Linked DNA regions of Homo sapiens: region 1 is linked to region 2. A link is an interaction called in ENCODE POLR2A ChIA-PET data of the cell type or tissue named here. Cell type or tissue: PC-9. All regions are shown on one strand. Links, peaks and the distances in the headings refer to the core of each region. The heading gives the core; the rest is flanking DNA.

The links. ChIA-PET counts read pairs that join two places held together with the same protein. Peaks named below come from ENCODE experiments on the same cell type or tissue, not always from the same donor. Only the 100,000 strongest peaks of a DNase experiment are listed, where the experiment ranks them.
Region 1: POLR2A ChIA-PET joins it to region 2 with 5 read pairs; 6 of 35 experiments call an interaction of 5 or more read pairs at or near these places.

The regions. Positions count from the first base shown.
Region 1 is chr16:87,769,838-87,772,751 of GRCh38, reverse strand. All of the region lies in intron 1 of LOC105371399 (a long non-coding RNA gene), which reads right to left. The region is part of intron 3 of LOC102724467 (a long non-coding RNA gene); the gene reads left to right. Among named protein-coding and RNA genes, the nearest start is that of KLHDC4, 5.3 kb to the right of the region's middle. In PC-9, for the core only: no CTCF peak of the experiment used is centred there; no DNase peak of the experiment used is centred there.
Region 2 is chr16:87,406,302-87,409,215 of GRCh38, reverse strand. It overlaps ZCCHC14 (zinc finger CCHC-type containing 14), which reads left to right. Exons shown (of 13, transcript NM_015144.3): 13 at 1-2,914. Among named protein-coding and RNA genes, the nearest start is that of MAP1LC3B, 15 kb to the right of the region's middle. RefSeq lists enhancers at 1,075-1,514, 835-2,034. In PC-9, for the core only: no CTCF peak of the experiment used is centred there; a DNase peak (open chromatin) is centred at 1,475.

The DNA of each region.
Region 1 (2,914 bases), core at 320-2,819, 360 kb before region 2:
GCTGCTGGCACTCCAGCCGGGGCTACAGAGCAAGACTCCGTCTCAGAAAAACCTCCCAAAAACCCACCATTTAAAAACGAAGCAATGCTGCCTTTTAAGGAATATGGTAGACACAAATAACATCAGAAAGGCATCCGAAAGCTAATAAGGAATTACCAAGTCAGACCTTAATGGAAAGTAGCAACAAAAACAGGCCACTGGGCTCTGAGACAGCTTTTAGTTTCACGCATGAGCCGATCTTGCCATACTTACCTTTGGTTTTGACAGCCTCCAAGGGCAAGAAAAACATAATCAAATCCAAGGGTGTCCAAGGTGGGATCTAAGAGAGAACTCCCCAGATTAAGCCAAGATTTCAAGAGTTCTGCCCCAAAAGGGTAAGATTGAAGCAGGCCTCACCCTACCCCCATGACCTAAGGAACCACAGAAATCAGCTCAATGCTATGGGAGACGATCTCACAGCCTGGCCAATTTTTATATTTTTAGTAGTGATGGGGTTTTGCCATGTTGGCCAGGCTGGTCTTGAACTCCTGACCTCAGGTGATCTACTCACTTCAGACTTCCAAAGTGCTGGGATTACAGGTGGGAGCCACTGTCCCTGGCTGTAGGATTCCATTTTGTAAAACCCTAGAAAAATGGAAACTAATCAAGAGTTTCTTTTTATTTTATTTATTTATTTATTTATTTATTTATTTATTTGAGCCTGAGTCTCGCTCTGTCACCCAGGTGATCTCGGTGCGATCTCAGCTCACTGCAACTTCCATCTCGCGGGTTCAAGTGATTCTCCTGCCTCAGCCTCCCGAGTAGCTGGGATTACAGGTGTGTGCCACCACGCCCAGCTAATTTTTGTGTTTGTAGTAGAGACGGGTTTCACCATATTGGCAAGGCTTGTCTTGAACTCCTGACCTCAAATGATCTGCCCACCTTGGCCTCCCAAGGTGCTAGGATTACAGGTGTGAGCCATCATGCCCAGCCACATTTCTTTTTTTTTTTTTTTTTTTTTTTTTTGAGACGGAGTCTCACTCTGTTGCCCAGGTTGGAGTGCAGTGGCACAGTCTTGGCTCACTACAACCTCTGCCTCCCAGGTTCAAGCAGTTCTCCTGCCTCAGCCTCCCGAGTAGCTGGGATTACAGGCATATGTCACCACGTCCAGCTAACTTTTGTATTTTTAGTAGAGATGGGGTTTCACCATGTTGGCCAGGCTGGTCTTGAACTCCTGATCTCAAATGATCCACCCACCTTGACCTCCCAAAGTGTTGGAATTACAGGCATGAGCCACCGCGCCTGGCCACATTTCTCTTTTTAATAAAACCCCCAACCTTCTCTTTGTTCTTTGGACATATTGAAGTTCACCCCAGCCTGTGGATATGCCTCAAAATATAATTCTATGATTCCCATACAAGGTGTTTTGTTTAGAGATCCATCTCTATATTTTTATTTGACCTTGATAGTATTTTTTTTTTTTTTGAGATGGAATCTCACTCTGTCGCCCAGGCTGGGGTGCAGTGGCGCGATCTCAGCTCACTGCAAGCTCTGCCTCCCGGGTTCACGCCATTCTCCTGCCTCAGCCTCTCCAGCAGCTGGGACTACAGGCACATGCCGCCACGCCTGGCTAATTTTTCTATTTTTAGTAGAGACGGGGTTTCACTGTGTTAGCGAGGATGGTCTCGATCTCCCGATCTTGTGATCTGCCTGCCTCGGCCTCCCAAAGTGCTGAGATTACAGGCGTGAGCCACTGTGCCTGGCCAGACCTTGATAGTATTAATACATATTAAATTCTACACTTTAATTTATTGTTTTAATTAGAAGAACATCACTTATTGCTTTATGCTATGACACTGGAAAATCGGCCGGGCGCGGTGGCTCATATCTGTAATCCCAGCACTTTGGGAGGCTGAGGCGGGCGGATCACGAGGTCAGGAGATCGAGACCATCCTGGCTAACATGGTGAAACCCCGTCTCTACTAAAAATACAAAAAAAAATTAGCCGGGCATGGTGGCGGGCGCCTGTTTTCCCAACTACTTGGAAGGCTGAGGCAGGAGAATGGCGTGAACCCGGAAGGCGGAGCTTGCAGTGAGCCGAGATAGCGCCACTGCCCTCCAGCCTGGGAGACAGAGTGAGACTCCGTCTCAAAAAAAAAAAAAAAAAAAAAGAAAAAAAATTGGACAATCTTGATGAAGAAGACGGGACACATGTTTCCAGGTTTCCAATTTGGAACTTCAAGGCTGACAAATTCCATACTCATTTCTCATCATCCCTTGAGGCCCCTCCTGAGTGGGTGGCCCTTCTCATAGGGCAGGGGACAACTGTAGATCCCTCTTGCTCCTCAGCAGCCACCTGCCTCACCCCAGCCACCTGTGCACACTTGAAATATATACAGTTTATTGTATATAAGCAACACATAGATAAATCCCTGATTATAGTTGGAAATCTTATTATTCCTCTCTCTGGAATGGATTCAAAGAAGTGGGAAAAATTCAGTAAGGCCAGCATGGTGGCTCACGCCTGTAATCCCAGCACTTTAAGATGCCCAGTCGGGTGGATCACGTGAGGTCAGGAGTTTGAGACCAGCTTGGCCTACATGGTGAAACCTTGTCTCTATAAAACATACAAAAATTAGCTGGGTGTGGTGGCAGATGCCTGTAATCCCAGCTACCTGGGAGGCTGAGGTAAGAACTTGGGAGCCGGAGGTTGCAGTGAGCTGAGATAGTGCCACTGCACTCCAGCCTGGGTGACAGAGTGAGACTCTGTCTCAAAAAAAAAAAAAAAAAGCCTTTGTGTTTTGCTTTTTTACTTCCCTAAGCTTTATTTTATTTATTTTTAATTTTTATTTTTTGAGACGGAGTCTCACTCTGTCGCCCAGGCTGGAGTGCAATGGTGCGATCTTGGCTCACTGCAAGCTCCGCCTCCCGGGTT
Region 2 (2,914 bases), core at 306-2,805:
GGGAATTTTCTCCTGTCAACTTCTTTTGTATTAGGCTGTGTATTGATAGTTAATTCCGTTAAAAATTACTTGGAAAACAGTGGGAAGTGGTAGGACTCTGGAAGAGGCCACACACCCGAGAGCTGCGAGATCTGTGCAAGTCTGGTTTTGGTTAGGTAGTAATAAAAGTCCTCACTGTAGATCTCTAAATTTCAACCCACGGAAATGAAAGCCTTTTGTCTGAAATTTACGGACTTAAATCTTCAAGGTTAAAGGGAATTTTCTGCTCAAATAATACTCTTATCGAAAATGCTAAAGTCTTCAATGTTAAAATACTGATTGGTAAAATCTTGCAGTTGGGATTTTGCAGTTGGATATTTATTTTAAAAAAAATTATAATATTCAGACTATTCTTAAAATGGGACAATCAGCCTCATGAAAAATTGATGTAAATCAGAAGAATACCCTAGAATGAGGCCTTGTGATGTGAGCGTTCAATTTGAAGAGCAGTTCCTAACTTCATAGAAACTAAAGCAGAAAGTTGTTACATTTTTTTTATGACAGGCTTTTAGTAGAATTTTTTAGTTTTATTTTAGTTGAATTTTATTTCTATGCAATGCAGAATTAACAGACCTCTTCTCCTCATGGTACACAGTATTACAGTGTTGAAGTAATGGTGATGCTTATTACAACAGCTATTTAGGGGAATGTTACGTTGATCTCTTAAATTGTAAACACTACAAAATGTCAAAATAATGAGAACTGACACAACTTTGCCTTAAAGAGTACTAGACTGGACCTTCTCATATTACGTTTAAGGAAGACTTAGAGTGTTCATTGATGTTTACGATTTTAATATTTCTGAAGGCCATTACAGTGGCCTGGATATGTGCTGAAAGCCAAACTTTTAAATTTTTTGGTTTTTTTAAGCAAAGAAATATTTTAAATAAATCCTATTTCAACACTGAAATTGTTGAAAACCGTCTCATAACAAAAGGAAAAAACATTGGAATTTTTGTTTTAGTGGTCAGTATAGGGGAATGAAAGCGTCTGTTGTTACCCACGTAACTATTTTGATAAGTATTAGAGGTTAACCTTAAATCCAGCAAAACATTAAAACAGAAACTTTTCAACTTGGAGCCTGCCATTCAGCGTTGAGGTAGATGAGTTCCGACACTGTCACGGCTGTGTTCCCAGCAGCGAAGGCCTCTGCGGAGCTGCCAGTCGTCTTGAACGTGCATGGGCGGCGTGTGACATCTCCAGGGAGGCCGTCCGAAGTCGAGAATCGTCAGCTGTAAGTAGGAGCTACACAGCGCAGAGAAAATGGAACCACCCATCCGTGAGGCCTCTTTCCGGAGGGAGCCGCACACTTGGACTTGAGAGTTTGCCAGCAGCGAGCTCGGATGCATCTCTCCAAAAGCCACCAAGGTCGGCGCGTCTGAAGAGCGTTTTGCGGTCATCAGACTTCCTCATCTGAAAACACAGAACATACTGACCCTTTCAAGTACTTAGTCATTTTCCTGAAAGTGTGGTCTGTTTCAGAATGCTGTGGCAACCAGGTAGGTGTGGCACTGGCCATGTGCCACGTCTTTGCCCTTTGTAGTCTGTCAGATATTAAAGTTTCTAACCCTGTTTTTTTAATCTCCAAGAATGGGGAAAGTGGAATGTAGAGATGGAAGCAGAACGTGATGTTTGGATACAACAGCTATTTAATCCTTTTTTATTTTTTAAGCAAAACACTCAGTTTTCTACCTTATTTTCTAATGTTGATTTCATGGTAATACTGACAGTTGGAAGTGTTTAACATAAAAACTCATTGCTAAAGAGCACTGAGGAAATGGGAGCTAGCGCACTTGTAATAAAAATAAAGACAAAATATTTTCTTGAATGCATATATGTGATTGGGTATTTTAAAAACCAGTATCATCTGTCATCTCCAAAAGATTACAGGAGTCAGCTTGTTAATACAGTAGTGTTAGTAGGTTCTGTATTTTTAATTCAGTACTTAGAATTCTAGGTCCTTTATTGCCCAAAGTCAGCACAGTTAGTTTATACCACAGACTCTGTCTTGGGGCACAGTAGTGGGGCGGGGTAGTGACTTTGCCTAAACATCACCCAGCTGGAACAGAGGCTGAGCGGGGCTTTAGGCACTTGCCAGATGGGAACTGGGTTGCACCCTCCTTGCTCCCTGTCATTTTCTTGTCACTCTTCCTGCTTCCCAGTGTTTTATTTTATGCCTTGCTCGTTGTACATCATGATGACTGATGGTCTTCAAGGTTGTGAGGAAAGCCGTCTCCCTGCTTGACTCGACTGCTGTCCCAGAGGAGAGTCCTGTGCGACCTGAGCGGGGGTGGCTGCCATTTCCAGCATGCAGGTGACTTCCAAAGAATGAGTCAGGTGGCACTGAAAGCCATGGGTTCTGAAGAGGCGAATTTGTTGAAAAGTCCCAAGGGTCTGAATGAAAGCATCTTTAATCAACACTCAACACTCGCAATATTCTAGAAAACCATATACTGTGCTGGTTGAGGCCAAAGGTTAACATTGCTCCACTGTTCACCAAGGAAGGGGGCAGTGGCCATCCGCCGCGGCCTCACGTGCGTTGTAACAAGCCCTCATCACATGTGTGAGTCTTACGTGCACAAAAAGAGAAGGCTTTGGTACTGAAACTGGACACCTTGTGTACTCGATACCTTCACAGCTTCTATTGGACATATTTTCTTTTTAGGAATGAAGGAAAATTCTCCCATTTTTGAGCCATTCTTTTGTCAATTCTACAAAATTGCATGTAACTTTATAAATATTTTTAAAAGATATAGTTTTGTAAATATTTAATATTCCGCTAATTTGATTTTGAATTGTAAATGTCAAGTATTCTGTTTTTGGGGTTTTTATGTTTTATTATACTTTGTTAAAAAGGACAAATTGTACATTTTTA